Regions from separate parts of the Mus musculus genome. Here region 2 is linked to region 1. Evidence: chromatin loops called from intact Hi-C (ENCODE). Cell type or tissue: left cerebral cortex. All regions are shown on one strand. Links, peaks and the distances in the headings refer to the core of each region. The heading gives the core; the rest is flanking DNA.

Region 1 (8,000 bases), core at 1-8,000:
TCTCAAGTCAAAAAGATCTCACTTCTTATTTCCAGGGTAACAAATTGATTGGCTTGAGGTTTATATTGTAATTCTATTTCCTTCCATTTGTTGGCTCTCTCTCCAACATGACAAGCCAAAGCAGGTTAATATATCAAATCCAACATCTACTAATATTGTACTCTGAAAATTAAACTTTTTATTGGTCTACCTAGGGAAACTTTACTTAATAGGCTATCACAGGTGCAGAGGCAAATTTCAAGAGTTTATTTTAATCAGGCCACATATTTATCTATCTGCAGTCATGCCAAAGAGGAGTAAGTTGGCAAATGAGCCTTCTGTGCCCACAATAGCACCAGGTCTGGATGTAAGGCCAACGTTTAAAGTTGTTGCCAATGGCTTTGGATGGAAATGGTGCCTTGAGGCCACTATGCTTGGTCTTGGGGAGATTTTCAGTCTCTTGATTTTCAGATCAGTGTGTGCTTGGGTGAGGGCTAAGTCTTAGAGCCCATCTTAATGTTTCCAGCTTATACTTTGGTCATGTATTGTTTTCTTAGTAGAGAGGAATGTATAGTCTTGGAAAAAACATTGTTTCTCTAAGCTGAATATGGAAGCCTCATGATGAAAGCACTCTGTTGTTGTCTTCTCATTCCGGATTAAACCGATGTAACCATCTGCTATGGCTTGAGCCTGGTTTTCTGACAGTTGCTTGGGAACATAGTTCCATTACCAAGGGCAGGACTCTGTAGTATCACAATAAGCCCATAAGTGATGAATCAGAAAGCTACTCACATCAAGACATGTTCTCAAGCTGTGGCCTATGTACACACCTCTGGCCATTTGTCTGGTCTCTGCCATAGTTCTGTGACTCTAGAGTTAGGATCTGCATTAGCGCAACAGTTCTGGCAGGGGACAGTCTATGCCTGTCTCGAGGATTCTTCTTAGAAGACTACCTGCATTCTGGGACTGTTACCTTGTGCCACTGGCCATCGTTGATTTTTGTGGGGATCATGGTGCTTGTGTCCCCACTCCCCAAATCATAACTGAAGTACGGGAAGCCATTCCTCAGCTGAACAGTAGCAAAATCAGCATGATTGATCCGAGCCATGTAGAAGAGCAAGCCTGATTCAGCTTCAGTTCGTACCTCCAGCTCAATGGTGAGGCTGCAAAATACAAATGTGGAAAGAAAATGGAAGACCAAGAGTCTCGTTAGGCTAAAACAAAATGGTTTCTACAAGGATATATAAGGAGGATAGAAAATCTGAAGCAGAGGGGATGTCTAGAGTTACGAATCTTCTATACTTGAGTTCAAGGCAGGCAGAATTCTTTTTTTTTTTTTTTTACTTTACTCAGAGAATTAAAAAACAAATCTCTAACACTAGGAATTTTACACATAATTGATGAGACTTGATTAAATGTGAATATTCAGCAGCTCTTGTGCCGTGTTGCAGAATAATACATACCGATTTTTAACTTTGGTGTCATCAAAAGCAATTGCAATGTGGCTGTTTCTGGAAAGCCCAAACTGCTTGCTCCCTGTCAGAAGAGCTGGTTCTGATTCTGCAACACAAGGGCCCTGAGAAATACCAAGGACAGGAGATGAGATCATGGCCAGATACACGGACAATGTTGCTGTTGGAGTGTATTTAATGTATTCCCTTCCTGACCTTGAACAATGCAGAATTCCCTAACACTAAAACCCACCTCTTATTTATTTCTGTAATATTCAGGACAGGTACTTATGAAATGCTCAGTGAATTCAAACTAGTTTTCCTTAGTAATGCCTTGGGATTGCTAAAGGAATGTGTTAAAAAATGTATGGATACATTTATATTTTCCTTACTCTCTAGGGAAAACATTGCTTATATTTCTGGGGAAGCTGCAATTCCTTTTCCACATTTATTTCACCAATGAGGGGTTTTCTTTTTAGAAGATGGACCAGGGAGAACTATGGGCTAGCTACTTGGATTATAAGAATAGAAAAATGTGTTCCCCCTCATCTCCCCATTTCCATTTCCCACTATAGTATTTTTCCTTGGAAATTATCAGCCCACTAGAAGGTTGCTGTAAATTCAGAATTTCAAGATGGCAACCTGCAAGTCAGCCCACTCAGGGCCTTAGCTAGTTGCTAGGCAACCTGCACGTGTGGGCTTTTTTTTTTTTTTTTTTTTTTTTTTTTTAATGCAACCCACCATACACCATTTCCCCTGCTGCTGTTCAAAGATCAGCTTCCTAGGGTGCTTGAGCGAGACAGCTAGGTACACAGATGTGCAGTCACTTGCTCTAATGCTATGCTGTCACCACCTGGAAATTCATAATAATGTTTGATGAAGTGGCCCTGCATTTTCCCTTTGCACATGGCCTCACCAATCACATAACCAGTCCTGGCGACTTGGATTATAATGCATGGCTCAGGAAATAAGGTTTTTCAAATGACAAAGCCGCAAGCCTTCTCCACACTCTCTGTTTTCACAGGCTAGCTTGATGTACAGGTGGCTGATGAAGTTGTTTAGAGCCTGGGGTGTGTGAGAATTCATAACAATAACATGCACCCTTGCACGAACTCATCAGCTTTTCAGATCTGAGTTTAATGGCTTCGGGAGGGAGGCAGACCCAGCCAGTGCTGACTAGGTAGGTCCTCTCAAACAGCCTAGGGCAAGCTTTTGTGAGGAGTGTTCTCCAACAGAGTACCTCAGACATGACTTATCAGCACTCGGGACATCTTTATGTGAGAAAAAGCCTCATTCTCTCTTCTCTTGAGCTTGGTCAAAAGCGACCTATATTATGCCACAGCAGGCAAAAGGGCTTAAAAGTGTTTCAGGAAAGCTATAAAATTGGTCTTTATGGAGGTAGTTACTTTTTTGCCTCCCAGGAGATGGTCATTTATAAAAAGAAGACTGGCTGAAATTCATACATCTATGTAAAAGCCCAGTGGGCAGGGCAGGATAATCTATTCACAACACACAGCAATGCCTTTGCTATTACATGGCCAACAAAAGAAGCTCAAATGGTGACTTAATGTCCTGGCCCGAAAAGGCTATTAATAGAGCAAGAATCATTCTTGCAAATACTGTAGTATGCAGCCTTCCTTAGAATTCTCCAAGAGGATTCCATATGTTGTGAGTTCTTGTGGACAGAATTTCACCAAAACATCTCTAAATGTTTACCTCTGAAAACAGACACTAATAACATCAATGGATGCCATGGACTTACGGAACAATAATGTGCAGGCTGAAGAAATCTACCTGTGGGTAATGTTGCTGTTAGTGCTGCCACAGTCACTTGGTCATTCACCAAATAATATGCTAAGATAATATGCTAATATAAGCCATATTTTAATATGGCTACTAGAATGGACAGATGGCAGTTGTGAATAACGGGCGTTTTATTGGCGCTGTATTGTGGAATGTCATGTGACATTCCACAATACAGCGCCAACATGACTGTTGGTAAGCTGGAGAGTTATTGAACAGAGCCACAGCTGAGCAGCAGTCCCCCACACCTTGAACATATTATCAGATTTTCTAGACAGTCATTTCATAAACACATTCAGTTGGAGGAGAGAGGATTTAGCATAGGTCCTTCGACTCCTATGTCATTATATAGCATACTCATATACACAAGAGGAACATGGTGTAAGGGATACGCGTCACTTCTAGGCCCAAGGACATGCTTTTCCTATGTTTTGGAAACAATAATCTCTGAAAAATGCTAAAACAGCAATAACAGCAGCAATAATAGTAATTAAAAAAAAAAAACACCCAGCCTCAATCAATCTCAACATGTTACACTTCCGCCATCTGGTGGTGATGCTTCATAATACATGTAGCACACAGGGGAAAGGGGATAAAGGACAGGATGGCTTGTTTCTGCTTTGCAGGTGACAATTCTGAGGCACACAGGGATATGGGGAGCCTACTAGAGTAGTGTATTTGTCACTGAAGTAGCTGGAAAGGAAGCCATGCTCCTTGCAGTCACAGTCACAAGGAGAGGGGTCAGTTGTCCTAGCAAACCTTCCCACTCTGTTAAAAGTTCAGGTCAGTGGTCATTTCTAATTCCGGTGCAGTGCTGACACTTGTAAATTCATTAACAAATTCAAAGCAATGTATGATTTCTTGGTAAGTGGACTTTGAGTTTAGATAGCTGTAGAGCAGAGATTCCAACGGCATTTATCAAAACGAGCAGCAAGTGATGAGTCATGCTAAAAATTGTGTAATTTCCTTCCTTCATGAGTCAATGATCCCGTTAATAAGTGTGGGCTAAAGTCCCATCTGATGCTTTCCTTCGGTGATCTTTGTGGGTGAATACTAAATAGGTACTTTTTCAGCACTGACTTTGATGTCCTGATGCATACAATGCCTGCTGCTGTTCACTGAATCATGTGAACTCCTTGGATGTGAGCTCCTTGGTGGAACTGGTCATTTACAGGGATTTGTCATAAGACGGCCCCACCTGGGGTGTGGAGAATATGTTTTCCCTTTCAATACATGTCAGTGCCCAAGGCTGACTTATCCTATGGCTTCGACTATCTATAGCTTTTAGCATACTGGCACTCCCGTTGCTGCAGGAACCATTCTCTCTTGCTTTGCTTTTTTTTTTTCTTCTCAGCTCACATCTCTTCAATTTTCTAAGAACCTTATCTGAACTCTTCATTTCTACCAGAATCTGAAAGTGCCACATTCAACTTTCCAGCAAGATTCACATAAAAGAAATGCAACCAACTTGTCGTATGCCAATCCCTGTGGACTGTGCTTATCAAAAAAAGGCTTGGAGTCAATGCTGCAGCCACTCATCCCATGTGAACATATTGATGCATTTCTGCATTGATAAGCCCAGATGCTTATCAACTCCATCCCCATCATTGTAGATGAGTAATATCCACAAACATAATAAGCAGGGATGTCTTTCTCCCCAGATAGTAATGGGCTAAATAATCAGGGAGATAGTACAAGGGACTACTAGACTCCAGTTCTGTGAGATAAGATAACATGGAGAAAATACAGTCTAATCTAGGATGGTAGACCACATATAACCACAGAATTGACATATCCATTTCACAGGCCTTTTCCCAGGATACTCTTCAATTAGCCTGAAGCATAGTGAATGCTTTCTTTACATTATAAGCTGCTGGCAAAGTTAGGGGTGAAGAGTGTGAGGAAGGAACAAGTGGGCAAGAAAGACAACTCCTGTCAGTCAGGAAATATGGGGCTTGTAGGTAGAAGTTACCATCACCAAGATGAACCTGTGATGATTTTAAAAATTCCAACTTGAAATGTTGAAAACAAGATCTAAGAAGCATTTCATGCCTGAGTTTGAAATTGCTTACAAAGAGAACACATTTCAGTATCTGCCCCCTCCCCCGCCCCCAGTACTTATGTTTACCCTGAAAGTGTGAAAGTCTCCATCACCTAGTTCTCACAAAAGGAGATAGCATGATGGTTGTCACCACAGGCTAGACATGCTTCTAGCTGTTTTATGGACAGTATGTAATTCCTCACCTAATGATCATCAAAGCTAGTTGGATCACTTCAGGAGCAGGATATCACCTACATAGCTCATCTATCAATGGCAGGTGGTCTCTTCCTCCTTCTCTGTTCCTTCCTAGTTTGCCATGAAGATATAAATCTTACATATATTCCGCACTCAATGATTATATTTTATAAAATAAAATACTAAGGTAACTTTTTGTCTTAACTTTTATTCACATTTAGAAAGAAGGCTCCTTTTTTCCCCCAAAGAGAAAACGTAAATCAAATTAAATTGGATAATATGTATCATTATGAAATAGGAGCTGAATCTTTAAAATTCTGCTTGGTATGGTAGCACAGGCCTTGAACTTCAACACTTGAGAGGCAGAGGCTAGTGAATCTCCTATGAGTCTCAGACCAGTGTGGTCTACACAGTAAGACTCTGTCTTAAACAATTTCATGAAGTTGGAAAGTTCTAAAACTATGATTCTGACCCTACAGTCTTCAATTAATTCAATGTGGGGGGGGCAATTCAGGTGTGGCTTGGTGCTCTATTATTTGTGAGTATAATCCAAGACCGTTTTGTAATTTCTCTTATGGGGTCACTTATGTGCTGGAGAGATGGATTAGAACAACATTATTCTTCTTGCAGAGGACCCTGTGTTCAATTTCCAGCATCCATATGATGACTCACAACTGTCCTTACCTCCAGTTCTAACGGATCTAGTACATTTTTTTGAATGCTGCGTGTGTCATGTGGTGCTCATACATACATACATGCAAGCAAATATTCATAGACATTAAACCATAAGCAAAGAGGAGCTAGGATGTCCAAGATCTCTTCTGCCAGCGATGTGGTTCTTCCTGATCAAGAGGTTAACCTTCTCCTCAAGCCCTTGGCTTAGCTACTAAGTGCAATGCTATGTTTTTGAAAACAAATCATCTTGCTAGGAGAAAATGAAAACCAGAATTAGAATATGAGGCTCCAAGAAAACTCATTTGTAAAAGTCTCCATTGGGGCTGGAGAGGTGGCTCAGCGGGTAAGAGCACTGACTGCTCTTCCGAAGGTCCTGAGTTCAATTCCCAGCAACCACATGGTGGTTCACAACCACCCGGGATGAGATTTGACGCCCTCTTCTGGTGCATCTGAAGACAGCTACAGTGTGCTTACTACATATAATAATAAATAAATAAATCTTTAAAAAAAAAAAAAAGTCTCCATATTTTTGAAAACTGTGCTCTTCAGAAGCTAGAGTGATGTGCTTGAGGGACCCCTTAGAGGAAATTGTTTAGAATATACAGGGATATCCTAGACACAAATGAGTTGTATCATAAGAGAGAAGGACAAGGGGGATGCTGGCTAGGTTCTGGCACTGTCAGATAAGATAATATGAGGGAAGCGCTGTCTAACTTTGGATGGCTAACAATGTACTAGGCATAAATTGAGTTATTCATTTCACAGGGAAAAATGAAGTGTTCAATAAAGGCCACTAATGGCCTTCTCTATCCCATCCCAAACAAACAAACACACAAAGATGGAGAACTACTGATGAGAAGGTCCAAGAGGTTTTGCTTGACCAAACATGATTACTAATTAGGAGTTAACTAGTTGTTGCATTTGTTGGAAGCACCTATGTAGCAGATCTCAGCAGTACCCCAGGGGGAAATCACCCAACTTGACCACAGCCTTCCAGTTGTTAATTGATGACTCTATGCATTTCTTTTTGTAAAGACGGGGATAAAAATGTCCCTAATAATGTACATAAGTGAAGATAAATATCATAAAAATAAAGTACCACTTTTCAAAGTTTCAATACCACACTCATTGAAATTTATATCATCATAAGAATATTGATTACAATATAGTCATTATTAAAATTTCATGATAAAAATTCTAGTGCTGGAAGACTCATTTTTCAGAGGCTTAAATGCTGATTCATTAAATAATCAGATTTCTGAATAACTATTTGGCTTGTCATGTAATAAGTATCTTGAATGAATAAGCCAAAGGATGCTGTATCCAAGTGTTTTCAAGATCTTAAGGCTTCAGCCATTATTAGCCATGGATCAGAACTGCAATTGATACATATGCTCCTAAATGCAGTGAGATAGACCATCTCTAATGCAGTGAGATAGACCATATCTGATGTTATGGTGAACCTGTAAGCTGCAGTAACATCTGGAAAAAACAATTCGGACACAGCTGAGACCCTTATCTCACCTGTCTCTTGGCTTCATGATTTCCTACTGGAAATCTAATAAAATAATGAGCTGTGATGAAGGACTTTAATTCTCAGATGAACCTGGTTCCTTCTAATAGTGAAAGCTAGAAATCCACCCAGTAGCCCTCAAAGGGCTGCCCAAGAACAACAACTTATAAAGGCTAGCTTTTAAACTCTGACCTACTGGATTAAAATCACCATTATGACAAGTGTTTGAGTGAACTTGTGAGTTATCTTCAGATGACAAATTCTCACCCAACCTTCTGAAAGTGAGATGCCAATTCAGAGTCCACAGAGCTGTTATGAGAGCTACACATCACATTGGGTAGAG
Region 2 (16,398 bases), core at 3,431-11,430, 300 kb before region 1:
TTTTCCTTAAATTCTAAAAAGCCTTTAGCTGCTTTATTTCTTCCTTGACCCAAGTTATCATTGAGTAAAGCATTGTTCAGCTTCCATGTGTATGTTGGCTTTCCGATGTTTTTGTTGGTATTTAAGACCAGCCTTAGTTCATGGTTATCTGATAGGATGTTTGTGATTATTTCAGTCGTCTTGCATCTGTTGAGGCTGGTTTTGTGACCCATTATATGGTCAATTTTGGAGAAGGTACCATGAGGTGTTGAGAAGAAGGTATATTCTTTTGCTTTAGGATGAAATGTTCTATAAATATCTGTTAGATCCATTTGTTTCATAACTTCTGTTAGTTTCACTGTGTCTCTGTTCAGTTTCTGTTTCCATGATCTGTCCATTGCTGAGAGTGGGGTGTTGAAGTCTCCTACTATTATTGTGTGGGGTGCAATGTGTGCTTTTAGTTTTAGCAAAGTTTCTTTTATGAATGTGGACGCCCTTGTATTTGGAGCATAGATATTCAGAATTGAGAGTTGATCTTGGTAGATTTTTCCTTTGACCAGTATGAAGTGTCCTTCCTTATCTTTTTTGGTAACTTTTGGTTGAAAGTTGATTTTATTCAATATTAGAATGGCTAATCCAGCTTGTTTCTTGGGACCATTTGCTTGGAAAATTGCTTTCCCGCCTTTTACTCTGAGGTAGTGTCTGCCTTTGTCACTGAGGTGCGTTTCTTGTATCTAGCAAAATGTTGGGTCCTGATTATGTATCCAGTCTGTTAGTCTATGTCTTTTTGGGGGAATTGAGTCCATTGATGTTGAAAGATATTAAGGAAAAGTGCTTGTTACTTCCTGTTATTTTTGTTGTTAGAGGTGGAATTATGTTCGTGTGGCTATCTTTTTTTTTTGGAGTTGTTGAAAGATCACTTTCTTGCTTTTTCTAGGGTGTAAATTCCCTCCATGTTTTGGTGTTTTCCATCTATTATCCTTTGTAGGGCTGGATTTATGAAAAGATATTTTATAAATTTGGTTTTGTCATGGAATATCTTGGTTTCTTCATCTATGGTAATTGAGAGTTTTGTTGGGTATAGTAGCCTGGGCTGGCATTTGTGTTCTCTTAGGGTCTGTATGACATCTGCCCAGGATTTTCTAGCTTTCATAGTCTCTGGTGAGAAGTCTTGTGTAATTCTGATAGGTCTGCCTTTATATGTTACTTGATCTTCTTCCCTTACTCCTTTTAATATTCTTTCTTTGTTTAGTACATTTGGTGTTTTGATTATTATGTAATGGGAGGAATTTCTTTTCTGGGCCTAAGAGATGCCGCTTGTGGTAACCAAATGTGATGCTTATAAAGAATTGAAGATAATTAGGCACAGGTAACCCAAAATTTTGAAACCAAATGGAGAAACGCTTGGTTTTGGTAATGAGGACACCATACATTTTAGAAACAAGTTCCTACAATATAAAGAACAGAAAAAAATGTTATTTTTTAAAATGTAGGAAATAAATAAGGGAGAAGAGGTGAAGAATCTCTGCACTGAGGCTGAGATAATGAGCCTGGGGCCTGGAGCAGTAGAAGGTGAATCTTGATTTCTGCTTTATTCCTGTTGGGATTTAAAAAAAAAAAAAAATCACATAACAAGGCTGGGGTGAGGAGCCAGTAAGCAGAACTGAAGTGGGGAGATAGCTCAGTGCGTAAGGTGCTCACCTCACAAACACGAGGACCTGAGTTCATCCTAGAATACACGAGAAACAAAATAGAGCGTACAAGTAACAAACACAAGTCCAGGAATGGTGACTAATCATTCTCCCAGTGCTGGGAGGCAGGCAAGGGCAGGGGGGCTTGCTGGCTCATCTAGCCTGGTTGGTGAGCTCCAAGCTAATGAGAAACTCTGTCTCAAAGAAGAAGCATGGCATTTCTAAAGGCTGTGCTCTAGTCTCCAAATGCACACACACACACACACACACACACACACACACACACAAACACAAACTGTCTCTACCCTAGTCATCTAAGTGTTAAGTCTGCACAAACCAGGCTATACCCTTCCCTTCTCCCTATGGGATTTTTGCATTGCTCGATCCTGAGAAAGATCTTTCTGTTTCTGGAATCATCTCCTCCAGGAAACATGTATAAATGAATGAACTCCATCAATTTCTCCAGTGGCCACCCCAGTAGGAGGATTCCTTCTTGTGCCTCCATTTATTCTTGAAGCACATGATAGCAATGGGACAGATGTCTACAATCATACAGATGCAAATGCCCAGCGTGTTCCACAGCAGTAGGGAACACTTCACAGTTGGTAGTCAGACAGAATTGACTAGAGATGATTCTAAAGCTGGAGTGATAAAGTGAACCCTGGGGCCTCACAGGGTGGGTAGCCAGACAGGGCTCTCTGATCTTAGGAGACACTTGGAATTCCTAGGGGGAGGTAGAAGGATGTAGAGAAAGGATCAGCAGGGTTGAGAGGATAGAAGAGAACGAGGGAGGGGGAGGAGGGGCAGAGGAGGAGAAGGAACACACAAAACATCAAAATGCAGACAGTATCGACAAGTCAATTTTCTTATGATGGAAACCTACAGTGTACTATTTTTTTTTTAAAATACTTGACTAGCCCCACAGAAGGACAAGAATCGGGATCTTTGTTTACAGGAAATTCAAGAACATTGGCTTCTCAGTTTACAGGCAATGTAAAGTTCAGATTAACGTACCAATCCCAGAGTTGAGCCTCACAGGAACACTAGTAGAATTCTTGCCATTTATCAAGTCTCGAGGAAAGATTTGTGTTCATAATTCGGAATTATTAGATGTTCTCTGCTGACACTGAGGGTAAGACTGAAGTTTCAAAATGTATGCTATTTTAATATGCAGATGAATCTATATATTAACATAATATATGGATTAACATTTCCATCTAACATTGCAAATCACTTTATAGAACATTGCATTGAGAAATTAGTCTAGGCAGCATATTATACACAGAGATCAATAATTTTGTGGCTCATTGCTTAATCTTTCTAATATAGGCAATTCTATACCTAAGCCATCAATGATAGTAATGGGTTTCACTGCCTAAGCCAGGGGTGCTTGACCCCAGGGACAGTTTAATTGCATAGGGACAGTTGAGATTAAAAGCTATCGATAGCTTCCAAAACGGTCCTGTCAACCTGTCAAAAGAATTGTCAAATCCACAACAGTGCATCTTTTTTTGTTTTTTGTTTTTTATTTTTTTGTTTTTTGCTTTTTGCTTTTTACAGCAGAGGGGTGAGGAAGGAGGTCATGCCCAAACTTAAAATTGCCTCCTCTGAATCTCATCTTACACAGCTTCCTCAATATCCCTTTTTCATATTTAGAGATGTCAAGAGTTGACAGGCCCTGGAGAGACAGCTGGGGTCTGAGCATGCCCAGTAGACAGCCTCTCTTTTTGTGTGTGTGCACACCGAGAGCTTCCTTTGGCACAGCAGCTAGCACTAGACCTGAAGGCAGCAGGCTTGTGCGCAGCTGCTGCTCCTTGCCGGGAAGCCGATCACTGCACCAGGATCAGCTTTGGATCCTCCTCAGCAGCAGCAGCTGAGCAGCCAGGGGTCGCGGGCATGCACCAGCTGAAACTTGCGCAGGCTGCCTGCTAACGGGTCTTCCTCCTCTGGTGCCCACGGGCCCGCACAGTCCTTAAAACAGCTGCCCTGCTGATGGAGCAGAAATAACAGGCTCCGGATCTCGGCTCACCTGAGGGGGCCGGTGAGAGGCACAGAGAAGGGGTTATAGCGCCTGGAGGAAAGCGACTGTCACGGACCTCTTATGACCATGCTTTCTCGTGATCACGTTTCCCCATTTCTTGGGACTCTGAGGTACCCCCCGCTCTGGACCTGAGGAAGTAGTTGCAGCAGTGACTAGGTTTGTGCATTGCTTTTACGGCAGGTAAGGGGAGCGTCTCTGCCGGTTTCGTTAACTTAAGAGGGTTGTCAGATCTCAGAGGGATGGTTAAAGAGCTTTTATCTATTGAGATCTTCACCGCAGCGTTAATAGTTTCTTCTTAAAGGAGACTGGGGAAGGGATCTCTTGGGGGATTGATTAAAAAAAAAAATTCTGACAGAGATTAAACACAGCATTCTTATTCCCTCTGACTTCTACCTCTTTGGACTCCAAAACTGGCCACCTTGGTAGAATTTTGCCTTGATCCTGCCATTTAACGTTCCATTGGCAAGATCAGGTTAAAGATAATTTATTATATTTAGAAATGAAGCTCCCTGCTTTTTTTTCCCATTAAGTAAAAGAACTTGGACTATAAGTAAACTGATTAAAAATAAAACATAAAAGCCCTAAAACTTCAAAAAAAATTACCCTGTCAGCCAAAAAGAGTACAGGTGACGCTAACACCTTAACATTAACTTATGTAGCATCAACTTATGTAGCTGGCTGTGTGCACACCGTGTTCACCTGGTGTTTGTATTGCTGTCGAGAGGTGCCCAGTATTTATTTTTGAGAAATAAGCACATAACTTTGTACAGAATGTTGGGCAAGATGGGATATCTTCAGAGACATCAGCTGAAAAGAGCCATTTTCCAAATGCAGTTAGGTAGGTAAGGGTGTGTGAGTTTGTGTGTGTGTGTGTGTGTGTGTGTGTATGTATGTATGGATTGGAAACTGTGGAGTCAGACTTCCAGATGGTTCTTCATGTAAAGCAAGCAGGAGTGTGGTGAGCTTTTAGAACTTAAACCAGAAGCAGTTGAATCAAATCTAAAACACACATTTCAAAAGAAAAGGCACCCAAATGGCCATTTAATTGCAGCGACAACTTCCGTTGCTATCACATTGCCTGGATGTTTTAAAGAAGGAAGCACTCTGCAAGCAAATGAAATGGTTATAGCTTCCTGAGCCTTACCTGACCATCGTCGACTTAGTCAGTGGGTTAGGAAGATGCCTTTGTCCTACTTTGGTATTAGATATCTTTCATCCTTACTAAAATAATTCACATTAATAGCTTACACAAAATAGTAACTTATTTCCCTTAGATGTTGAAGAATTGATTTCCTTTCCCCCTGTATCAAAGCTAAAACAGTGCAAATACAGAGTAAACATGAAAAGATGAGGAGGAAGAAAACGGCGTGGGGGTGCGTGATGCTCAGCTGTTAATTGTCGGAAAGATGAACTTTGTGGACAAGGCTTTTAAAGTCTTTATTAAAATGTCAGCTACTGCTTGCAAAACATTCCTCTGTGGGCACATTTAACAATAAGCAGGTGACACTATCAGTCTTGACACAATCAGCTATTGCTTTAACACCTGCTTTATTTTGGCATTGATGTCCCCCGTAAGCACCTGCCGTCCGCCACAGCAGATCTATACCAGTTGTGAACATGGACCTGACACACGAAATTAAAGCAGGTGGGAAAGGCCAGAGCTGTGTGTCCTAGCCTTGAAAAGGGCCAATTAAAGATAATGATGGAAACTTCGAAACACATTGTAACCTCTAGATGAAATGGAATAAGAGGCACAAATTTGAGCACCTTGCTTCAATTGAGAGAGTTGAAACTCCCTGTTTCTAGTTTGTTCTGAAGTAGAAGATTCTAATTAAAGTTTTTTTGTGTGTGCAAAAGAAAAACCCCTTTTTACAGTTTGATTTCCCTGGAGGAGACCTATGCTTTCCTTTTGTTGCTGCGGCTAATCATTATCATCATCATTGTTGTTATAATTGTGGTGGTGGTGGTTTAAATACACAGGTAATATCATGAGCAGCAACCCTACTCTGAGCTCTCTGCTTACCCATGACCCTACAAAAACTACCTGTAAAGGACAGGGCTCAGATTGACTCTCGCTGAAGATCTCCAAGGTCTCCTCCATTTACAAGTCTCTGTGTAGTTAATACAAGCCGTACCCTTGTCAGAAGCTCCCAATAACCTAAGGTCTTGAGAAAAGAACAGCCACAAGATCAAAACCATCTCCCAGACCCTTTCCTTGGCTGGTTCTTGCTCTCTTTATGGGACTTTTGGAAAGTATGTTTATAAGTCCTTACTGAACAGTAACTGTCTTGAGTATAGTTTGACTTTTCAAGTGCTCTCTTGTTAAAAATCTCATATGCAATCACCTGGAATAGCTTCCTCAAAAGGAAGAAGAGAACAAAGTCATTTGCATATTTGAATGGTCAGGACAGACAGTGCTTCTGGCTCTCCTCTCCTTCACCATCTTTGAATTATGACTCCGGAGGAAGAGGCAAACTATTCAGTTTTGTCTCTGTGCTTCTGTTTTAGGACTGTGAGACCAAGGGTGTATGTGGGGGCGGGGGTCCTCCTCTTTCATTGAGATCCATCTTCACTAGGCACCAATAGTGTGTCTCCAAAACCGTACAGGAAAGAGGGTTTGTATGGTGAGCTAAGCTGTGGAGCACATGCTAGAAATGCTAGAAAACTTCATTTTCTCTTAGTAATTCAATGGGACTAGATAGGTATCGAGTTCTAACACAGCTAAGCACATACCTTCCTTGCTCTTCATTGTATGAGAATGCATTCCTGCCTCTACTACTTTTTAGAAGAACTTAGTATGGTAAAAGAACAAAAGTCTACCATATTTTGAGACGAACTCAGCTAGTGTTTAGCATGAGGATCAAGATTAGCTGTGGCCTGCTCATTCTCAAATCCTGTACTAGGAAATAGCCAAGAAGTTCACTGAAAGTCTTCATGAGTAAGAGTAGTTTTATTTCATTAATGAGGTATCCATCCTTCACCACCCCCCAGCAGATGGTTCCAGTCAGTTTCAAAGAGCTAATCAATTATATTTGTGTAACACACAAGATTTTAGTCCCGGTTCTCAGCTGCTTCATTTTTTATTAAATGAGACTTCTTTTGCTTAGTTTACCCATAGCTTTCATTTTATCAACGTATAAAAGGACAATGGTCTCTGTCCAGGTTGAGAAAAATGTTAACTGGGATCTAGGCAAAAATCCTAAAGTATCCAATTAATTCTAGGATTGATGTACTCGTGTCCAAGTTTGCCAGGGAGTGTACCTTATCCTCAAAAGTGGTGTTAGCTTCAGCCAGGACGTTCAGGTTGCCCCTGCTGGAGATAGTCTGAGAATAAAGGCACAGGGCTGAGCTTTGAGAAAGCCTGGTCCTGCTTCTGTGTGTGCATGGTTTTGGTCAAGTAGGCCAACAAAGGAGGATAGGCATAGGTCATGCCTAGCATCCTTCAAACATCCAGTTCACTCAGAATCTGAATATTTGAACTTTCTTAGAGCCGTAAAGAACTTTAGGCAGGTTTACAGGACCCCACACCTACCCCTATGCATGGCAGGAGCTGGGGTTGATCTGGGAGCAGGGTTAAAATCAGGGAACATATTCCTGTGGTTTTTGCTGCTTTGCTTTCTTTGCCTTTGTTACAGAAATGCTTTGTTACACACACAGAGTGGAGTTCATTGGAGAATATGTGGTCACAATGTGTGTGTCTAAAATAACGAGTGTCAGTAAGCAGGGCTAAGGAGATAGGGACCTTCGTGTGTATGGGCTGAAGATGTAGGAGACCAGGTTAGTCGTGGGCTTTCTGTAGAAACTAAATTTCTATTTTAATTTAAAATTTAAAATTCTTTTGAGAGTTTAGTACCTGATTACTGTGTTTACATAGTTTTTATCCTCCTCTCCACGGAAACTCCTCTTCATATCCCCCACTCCCTCTTTTTATGTATACATATACATACATACCACCTATGGCACCCATCTAGTATTGCTTGTATGTGTTTGTACTTGAGATTTGATAGCCTATCAAGGGAGCTTTTCCCTGAGGGAAAAAATGGAATCTCCCTCACTTGGCAGCCATTGGCTGCCTGTAGTTCATCATCTAGGAGAGGAACCTCGTGAAGTTTCCCCCAGTTGTAGTGGCATGTCACTTGGTGACTACATTCTTCAGGTCTTATTTAGGCAACCATATAGTTAAGATTCCATGGGCGTAGCTCCCTTTTGTATGCAAATAAATGAAACTCGCAGGTAAATGCATAGAATTAGAAAATACTCTTGAGTGTGGTAACGGAGACCCAGAAGACAAATGCAGCTTGTTCTGTCTTGAGGAACTCGGATCCTGGTCTCTAGACTTGAATAAATAACCTGGAGGAACTGCAGAAGCCAAGAAAGTAGCAAGGAGCCTCAGGGAAGGGGGAGGCGACTGGAATTTTAAAGCAAAGTGGAATTTATTGGAGGATCTGGCATTTGAAAGTGCTGTGGCTGCCACAAGGAATGAGTAAGGGCAGAGTAGGAGGGATAGGAAGCTGTGTGATCAAAACCTATGTGCCATGGGTATGTGAGCATCATGCCTTGACTGGTACTTAAAAATAACAGCAGTTTGTATTTTCAAGCTAGAATGGCTTTTCTTATTTTGTGGATCGAAGCTGTAGTGGTTTGTTTCCAGACATCTAAAATCCAACCTCCTCCATGACAGGATGTTAATTTAAGCTATTCTTCATATTGTATTCCCTGACTTGGGAGTTTTAACCTCCCCAGCCCCCTTTCATTTATTTTTTAGAGTGTGGTCTTGAACTCATGGTTCTTTGAGCTAAGCCTTCCACTCAGTCAGGAGTCTTATTTTTTATAAGCCTTTCAAATGAAAAGGAAGAAAGTTCTTTAGCACTTCCTCAAAGAAAGAGTATCTGTGCAAATAAAGAAAAGCCACACACAAATGCTTCTCCCTTTCATGCTATAAGCTGTGGCTTTGGTTCAATGAACTCTTGAGTCCTGGCTCTGTTAAGCACTGTCCTGTAGTAGTTCCTGCTGACATTTGCATATAAAAGTATCCACAGGCTTAGGTGTGAGCATAATTGTTCCCCAGCTGGTAGCACTGTTTTGGGAGGTTGTGGAACATCTGAGTTTGGAACCTAGCTAGAAGAGGGTTTGAACTCCTCCACATCTGGCCCAGGTCTTTGTTTCCTATTCTGCAAGATCTAAGGAGTCCAAGCCACCATGATCTTATGACCATCAACCACACCATGATAGACTCCACCCTCAGAACCATGAGCCAAAATTAACCCTTCCTCCGTTAAGTTGCTTCTTTTCAGGCTATTGATCACCGTGACAAAAGGAATACAATACCCAAATTGTTGTTCTCTTTAAGATTGGTCTTGGCAGTGTTAGCCTGTTCAATACCACATATCTAGACTACTCTATAAACTACTCAAAAATACATGGTCATTCTTGGCTTATCCTCATTTTCTGTCTCCTTTCCTCTCTTACTATTTTGTGAGTTCTTTCTTGATGTTCCCAATATTGAGCTTTAAGCCACTGTACCTGCTATTTCCTTCAGAATGTGTGTGTGTCTGTATATTCATTCCAGCTAGAATATATAAATAGATAAAAGTTAAATATATATACATTTAATATATATTTATATATACATATATAATATATAGGTCTATATTATATTTTCTATATAAAATATGTAGATTTATATTGTGAATTTATATATGTATATATGACCATATAATATATAGCAAATTATATTATAGTAAATATATAAATAAATTATTAAATATCTACTAAAATATTTATATATTTAATTTAATATAACATTTTATATTTACATTAAATGATATGTTTTCTATATAAATAAATGTATATATTTAACTTTTAGCTGCTTGTAGCATTATTCTACCCATTGATTGATTCATTTCTTGGACAAATGTCATCCTTTTGTGACTATAATGCTTAGCCTCACCATGTCCTCGCTTGTAGGATAATGTGATCAATATTAAAGCATTGTTTCTGGATGCTTAAAGCATTGTCTTTTATCAGACTGCCATCAGTATGGCTTCTCCTTTGATGTTTGACTCTGTGCATATGGATGGACCTAACCGGTATTAATTGCTGAAAAAGTGGCAGGTGGACAAATGACATTGAGCACTTTTTTCTTTAGAGTCCGTCTTTGAACGGCTTCTAGGCTGGGGATGTTTGTGCTTGCCAGAAGGTGCACATTTCTGGGTGTGGTTTGCTCTGGTTTTGTCTGTCTTGAGCTCTGCTGCATCCTTTTTTTAAATTTATGAGTTGGATAAATTATAGCTCTGGGTGAAATCTGGTCTGATAACCTGTTTTTGTAAATAAAGTGCTATCAGAGCAAGCTGTTTTTGTTCACATTCTGCATTGTATAGGGTACGTGAGTGTTTGTGACAGAGGCCATATGACCTGCAAAGGAGAACGTGCTGACCTGGTAGCTAAAGTTTGTTGCCCTTTGCTGTGACCTGAGAAGGAGCTGCAAGCTGAGGTCTGGATAGCAGCAGCAGGCAGCTGCCAGGCCCTTTTATGGAGTGATAATGCTGAGGTCAATGCTACTGTGACTACAAAAGGCTCATGGAAACTCTGAGAGCTTTACTTTAGCAATTATGTAGCTAGCTCCTTCACCTGGAGCTCACCCTTTGTCCTCTAGGGTCCCAAGAATCCTTAACTTACTAGATCTGAGAGATGCTCTACTTTGCGTTTTGAGCCTGTTCTCACCTTGGGGTGCTAGTCTCAGAAGCATTAGTTTAGAACAGTGGCTCTGAGATCTGAGCTGTGTTTCAGAATCACCTGTGGAGTTTAAAACGTTTTCTAAGAATAATCTTAGGCCTCACCTGGAACTTTCCAAATCAGAAGTTCCATGGGGGTCCTGCATTTTAAAGAGAAGGATCCTGGAGCGTTGGTCCACAACCTTCCTAGTGCTGTGACTGTTTAATACAGTTCCTCATATTGTGCTCACCCCCAACCACAAATTATTTTGTTGATACTTCATAGCTATAATTTTGTTACTGTTTACATAATATACATACCTTTGGAAATAAAGGCTGAGAACCACTGTTAAATTTTGGCTGTCTTTCTTTTTGGACTGTCTTTTGATGTGGGCTTTGACTAAGGTACATTTGAGATGTTTTTACTCTAGGTTCAAAGTGTCAGCCTGGTAGAGATTTTTATGACATTCATAGTTTTAGGAACAACTTGAACCTGGGGTGGTGGTTGTAGTGTGGCTGCTGGGTTGAAAGGTATGCTGTGTCCAGTTCCACAAGAAGTCTTGCCATTCATAGTGGATTTTATAAGGATACATCAATGGTTGTCATTCCATGTGTGAAATTTTATTTTCCCCTTTCCTGGGAAGGAAGGAAGCCTTTCTTTTGAAGGGGGCATTGGCTGGCTCCCAATTGCCACTCTCTCGTGGGGCTCACGACACCAATGGGCTGCTGGAAGTAGAAACAGCACTTAGGGACTCTTTCCTGGTTCTTCCTACACTGCTAAGAGAAGGACGCGCCCATTCGCTAGATAGTTAGAGGCCCTGAGCTCTGGATGCATTTTTGCTTGGAGATTACTTTCCTGTCCCTACCACAGAATCGACACACTCTATCACTCCCTTTTTAGAATAAGAAAAAAATAAAAAGATCCTTAAATGTTTCTTTCTGTGTGTGTATGTGAGGTTCACATATCCGTGCAGACGTGTAAGCACACGTGTGCCAGCCAGATGCGGATTTATCTTCTTTCTAAAGCAGCTGCTCCCGGTGAAACTGGAGTTCACTATTTTGACTAGGTTGTCTGGGAGATAATCCACCAGGATCTTCCTCTTCGATAACTCCCCCCTGCTCCCTCCCTGAGCTAGATGGTGTCACGCAGTCCGTACACGGTTTCTGTGAATCCAAATTCAGGTGCTCATGTTTATGAAGCACGTTACCCACTGAGTCATCTCCCCAGTCCTCGTTTTAATTTTTTTTTGTTGTTGCTATTTATAATGCTTTGAAGTAGACTATTAATGCCAGAAAACAAATAAGGAAAAACGATAACGAAAAAGGAAATGTAGATGTACCAGCTCATTGGTGCTTTGGTAGCCATCATAGTGACCCAAATAGAAGCACACACAAAACTCCTAAGTTTTGTTTATAAGGAACAATCATTTCTGCCATGCTTGAACTTATATGCTGTTTTTTTCTCTCTCAAAAGTATAGGAATAATTACTGAAATATTAGTTTATAGATCACCAAACCCATCCAACTAAGTAACTACCAACTCCCTAAGGTATACAATTCTATATTATGACTCATAGTTACTGATGTGTAGGGATATAAGCTTGACAGATGTCTGAACAAAAACAATGATCTCGAGATTGGATGGGTTTGCATATTAAAGGCATTTGGATTAATTCAGGTTTTGGCCTGGCTGGTTTCAGTAAGCATTTCCATGTTTTCTTAGACATTTCATTAAGATTAGAAAGGGTGTTCAGAAGCATTTAAGGGAAAGTTAGTTCCTTTCCAGTCTGTAATTGCATCTTGTACTTGCCTTGTTTTGCTGTACAAGCAGGGGCTCTTCCTCCCAAGGGATTTCTCTGGGGGAAGGGGCTATGGCATCTCTATGATGCCTGAATTAGTCATATTCTCATGCATTGTGGAAATCCACCCGCCTCAGCCTTCCATCTAGCTGAGACTTGGACACCACTGCGTTTGCTTCTTTGGGAAAGCCATAGTCACTCACAGAGCAAGAGAGAATGTCAGCTCACTATTGTTACTCTGAGTCTGGTTATGAGTTTTTGTTGTTGTTGTTTATGTGATTTGGGGGGGGGGGTTGTTTTGAGACCTAGTATTACTAGGTAGCCTTAGCTGGCCTAGAACTAGTTATATAGGTCAAGCTGGAGTTATAGAGATCTACCTGCGGTTGCCTCTCAAGTGCTGAGATTAAAGATGTATGTCCCCTGCCTGGCCATGTTGGTGAACTCTTAAACACACCCATCTAGAAGTACAAGATTCAGTGAATTACTCAACTGGAAGAACTAATTAAAGTGTTTCCTAGGATCGTTAGTATCCTGTGATTAAATTATCACTATTTACCTGTTAGAAGAGTTGATTTCCTCAGTCAAGAATTTCTAGATTCCTTTTATGGGCTAGGCCAGTAATAAAGATGTGGCTCTGGGGACCCGCTTTATTTCAAGGACAAAATTAAGTGACTTTTGGTTTTCACTCTGCTTGTAGGAGGTATTTTTAGGCCATTGGATAGGAACAAGTTTCCCGTCTGCATAGATATAGTCAGCAATTGTTTTTGTGTTCCACTCTTGCTTTCAGAACTCTTACTACCCTCTTTACAAGGAACTCTGCATCATATTTATTTTTACTAATGTCCATAACTCATAGGGTTGTTCCCCCCCACACACACACACACAGACTGTATTGTATTTATCTTTACTTCTTTGTAGAATTTCAGCATGGTGCCTTTTGGACGAATGAATTAACCTTTCTTTTACTGAGAGCAAAATGAAATATCTACCATTGTTTTTGCATTGTTATAGATAGACGGTTTAGGTCACTGCCTTCTAAGATGAATTCTGATGAGTCCCAACATAATGAAGGAATGATTGAATGTTTTGAGAAGTACTGAGACCAAATAAATTTTAAGAAATATAAGTGCATTTCCTAGATATTAGATGGATAGAAAAATCTCAATCTGTCATCTCTCTCTCTCTCTCTCTCTCTCTCTCTCTCACACACACACACACACACACACACACACACACACACACACACAGGAGAGCGCGAGCATGAGCACTTTACCCTACCTCTGTCTTCCTGAGTCAGAATTTCTTGAAACTAGAGCCCAAAACTCTGTATTAAGAGACTCTTTAGTTGGGGGTATGACTGTGTATGAGTTTTTCATCTTCCTTTGTAAAGATCTTCTGTAAAGTCTGAAGCTCTGTGCCCAGCTATGCATGAGTTTTGATTTGACAAGAGGTTTGCCTAGGTTGTTGCAGGGTGGTGGGGGGTGGGCTTATAATGACACCAAGTGAAACATAGGATAAAATAGGAACATTCGTGTGTGGGATGGGTTTGTGTGAAGATGAGGCAAGGTTGACACTGTCCAACAACAGCTATGTGTATCTTGTCTTATAGACAGACTTATTGATGCTTGGTCTTACAAATCAGGTCATGGTATAAAGTACTGGCCTATTGCCAGCTACTGTTCCCTTCATGTTTCCCAGCTGAACTAACTAGAGAATATAAATTATATGAAGTCCCAGATGGTCAGCCTGCTGCCTTTTTGGTACAACCTTGGCATAAATATGACCATAACAAAAGGTGTGTGTTTGGAGAGGGGGGTGTCTGAAGTAAATTGAAGTTGTGGTTTGATCTATCTGTCAGAGTGTGTAATGATGGTGATGTCATCCTTCAGAAAGCAAGGGTTATTACAGAAGTGTAGATTATATGCATCTCTTGATACTAGCTTGCTTAAGAGATGGAAGTGGCAGTACAGAATGAAACGTGTGACTCCGGGAATGATGGAAATGCAAAAAGCTGACATTCTAAATGAGAACATCTCATCAGTGAGTAGACACATGAGAAAGAAATCTCAAAAGATGCAGAGCTGTCCTGAAATGAGTCTTGCCTAGAGGGAAGGTCATATGCTCAGAGGGTATGTGTCTGCAGAGCTCAGAAGGAAGGAGCTAACTGATAATACCAAAATCATTGTCTACTATTGTGAAGACTTCAAAGTGAGGGACAAGAAGATTGGCCATAGTGGATAGAGAGACAGAAAGGACAATGCCTAGCTGCAAAGAGAGGAACAATCAAATGTTACCCACAAAGAGAGGCTATGCATCTCTTTGATTATATGTTCCGAGTCCCTAGCATATACATATTGGATAGCTAAACAGTCTAAATACCAGTGATAACAGAGATTAAAAGACAAAAGCAATTCCTGACTTCACAGAATCTGAGTTTTGATAGATAAAGAGAAAGATAAGATAATAAATACATCATGGAGTGTAATTTAGTACAGCTATTATGGAAAACTCATAGAGGTTCCTTGGCTTAAAAAAAAACTGCTGGAGGCAGAGGCAGGCAGATTTCTGAGTTTGAGGCCAGGCTGATCTACAAAGTGAGTTCCAGGACAGTCAGGGAACCCTGTCTCAAAACAAAACAAAACAAAATAACCAAAACCCGTATGGTCTGGCAGTTCCATCACTGGGAATATATTAAAAGATTGTGCAGCCAGGATGTAAAAAAAAAATCTATATTTCCATGTTCATGGTAGAATTATTCATGGTAGCCAAGAAATGGAGTCAGGCAACGTGCTTACCAGTGGGACAAAGAATAATACTACATGTTCTGCACAATACTATATGGCCTCAAATAAGAAAATTCTACTACTAGCAACAGAATGGAGGAACCTAAAAGGATACTAAGATAAGCCAAGCACAGAAACACAAAATACCATGTGATCTTTAATGGAATTGAAAAAAAGCCAAATCCAGAGAAGCAGAGAGTATTCATGGTACTTGTGAGTTGGCAAAGGTTGGGAAAGAGCATGCGTTAGTGATATGGCAGCTGAGAAATATAGAATTTACTTTAAGGATAAGTTAAAGAGGTCATTGTACATGATGATGACTGTAGTTAAGTATAATGTATTAAAACTAACAATAGTTTTAAATATTCTCACCACAAGGTAAGTTAAAACTAATGCATATATTGATGAGCTTAATCAGATATTCTGTAATGTACATATAGTTTGAAACAAGGTATAAATGGTAAGTGTATCTTACTTTGTCAATTAAAAATCAGAAGATAGGGGCTGGCTAAACGGTTAAGTGGGTAAAAACACTGGGTGCCAAGCCTGGCAATCTGTTACTCCCTAGGGTCCACATGGTGGAAGGAGAGAAGTGACCCCTGTGTGTTGACATCTGATCTCCATGTTCATGCTGTGGCATAGCCAACTCATATCCATCATATGAAAGTAAAATGTAAACAAAAATAAAAAAATAAAAATTGGAGAATGTGGCCAAGGAGATGACTCTATGGAATTGTACTTGTACAAGCACAGGAACCTGAGGTGAATCCTTGGAGCCTGTGTAGAGCTGGGCATGATGATATGCATCTGGAGTCTCAGTGCTTTGTTGGAGAGATAGGAGTCGGAAACAGGAGGATACCCAAGAGCTCTTGGGGCAGCTGGTCTGATTTATGCAGTGGTGAACAATAGAGAGACTGTGTCAAACAAGGTGAAAGTTGAAGACCAATCCCTAAGGTGATTGCCCTCTAACCCTGATGCTACGCTATATACATACACACAGTTATGCTCAAGAACGCGCGTGCTCACATATATGTGACCACACATAGCATGTATGTCACACACACATATGTGCACACACATGCACACACTTACAGGGTTGTGAATACAGAGGTTAGGTTCCATGCCTCTCTTGGTTTAAGTATGAAACTTTCCACACTTTGAGTACTTGAATTGGTGCTTATTGGGTGGGGAGGGGCTAGTAACTGACTAGAAGCAACTTAAGGACAAAAGGGTTATTTGGCTCACAGAGGACAGGACAGTCTATTGTGGAAGGGAGGCATGTTGACAGGAGTGGAAGGCTGGCTGCTCCTAGTCCACCTGCATGTAGGAAGCAGAGTATAAACGGGAAATGAGGCTAGGCTGTAAAACCTCAAGACCTGCCTGTAGTGGCCC

What was found. Hi-C counts contacts between places; a loop is a spot of excess contacts. Peaks named below come from ENCODE experiments on the same cell type or tissue, not always from the same donor. Only the 100,000 strongest peaks of a DNase experiment are listed, where the experiment ranks them.
Region 2: it touches region 1 in a loop (3-fold over the local background); 21 of 42 quality-filtered maps call a loop at or near these places.

What each region holds. Positions count from the first base shown.
Region 1 is chr10:26,991,961-26,999,960 of GRCm38, forward strand. Lama2 (laminin, alpha 2) reads right to left here. Exons shown (of 65, transcript NM_008481.2): 59 at 1,443-1,555; 60 at 953-1,142. Among named protein-coding and RNA genes, the nearest start is that of Gm40618, 14 kb to the left of the region's middle. In left cerebral cortex, for the core only: a CTCF peak has its summit at 3,800 (motif pointing left); DNase peaks (open chromatin) are centred at 2,473, 3,771, 4,204 and 4,393.
Region 2 is chr10:26,691,893-26,708,290 of GRCm38, forward strand. Gm48893 (a long non-coding RNA gene) reads left to right here and starts at 3,400. Exons shown (of 2, transcript XR_003948859.1): 1 at 3,400-3,891. In left cerebral cortex, for the core only: no CTCF peak of the experiment used is centred there; DNase peaks (open chromatin) are centred at 3,436, 4,577 and 8,191; H3K4me3 peaks cover 1,115 bases; H3K27ac peaks cover 452 bases.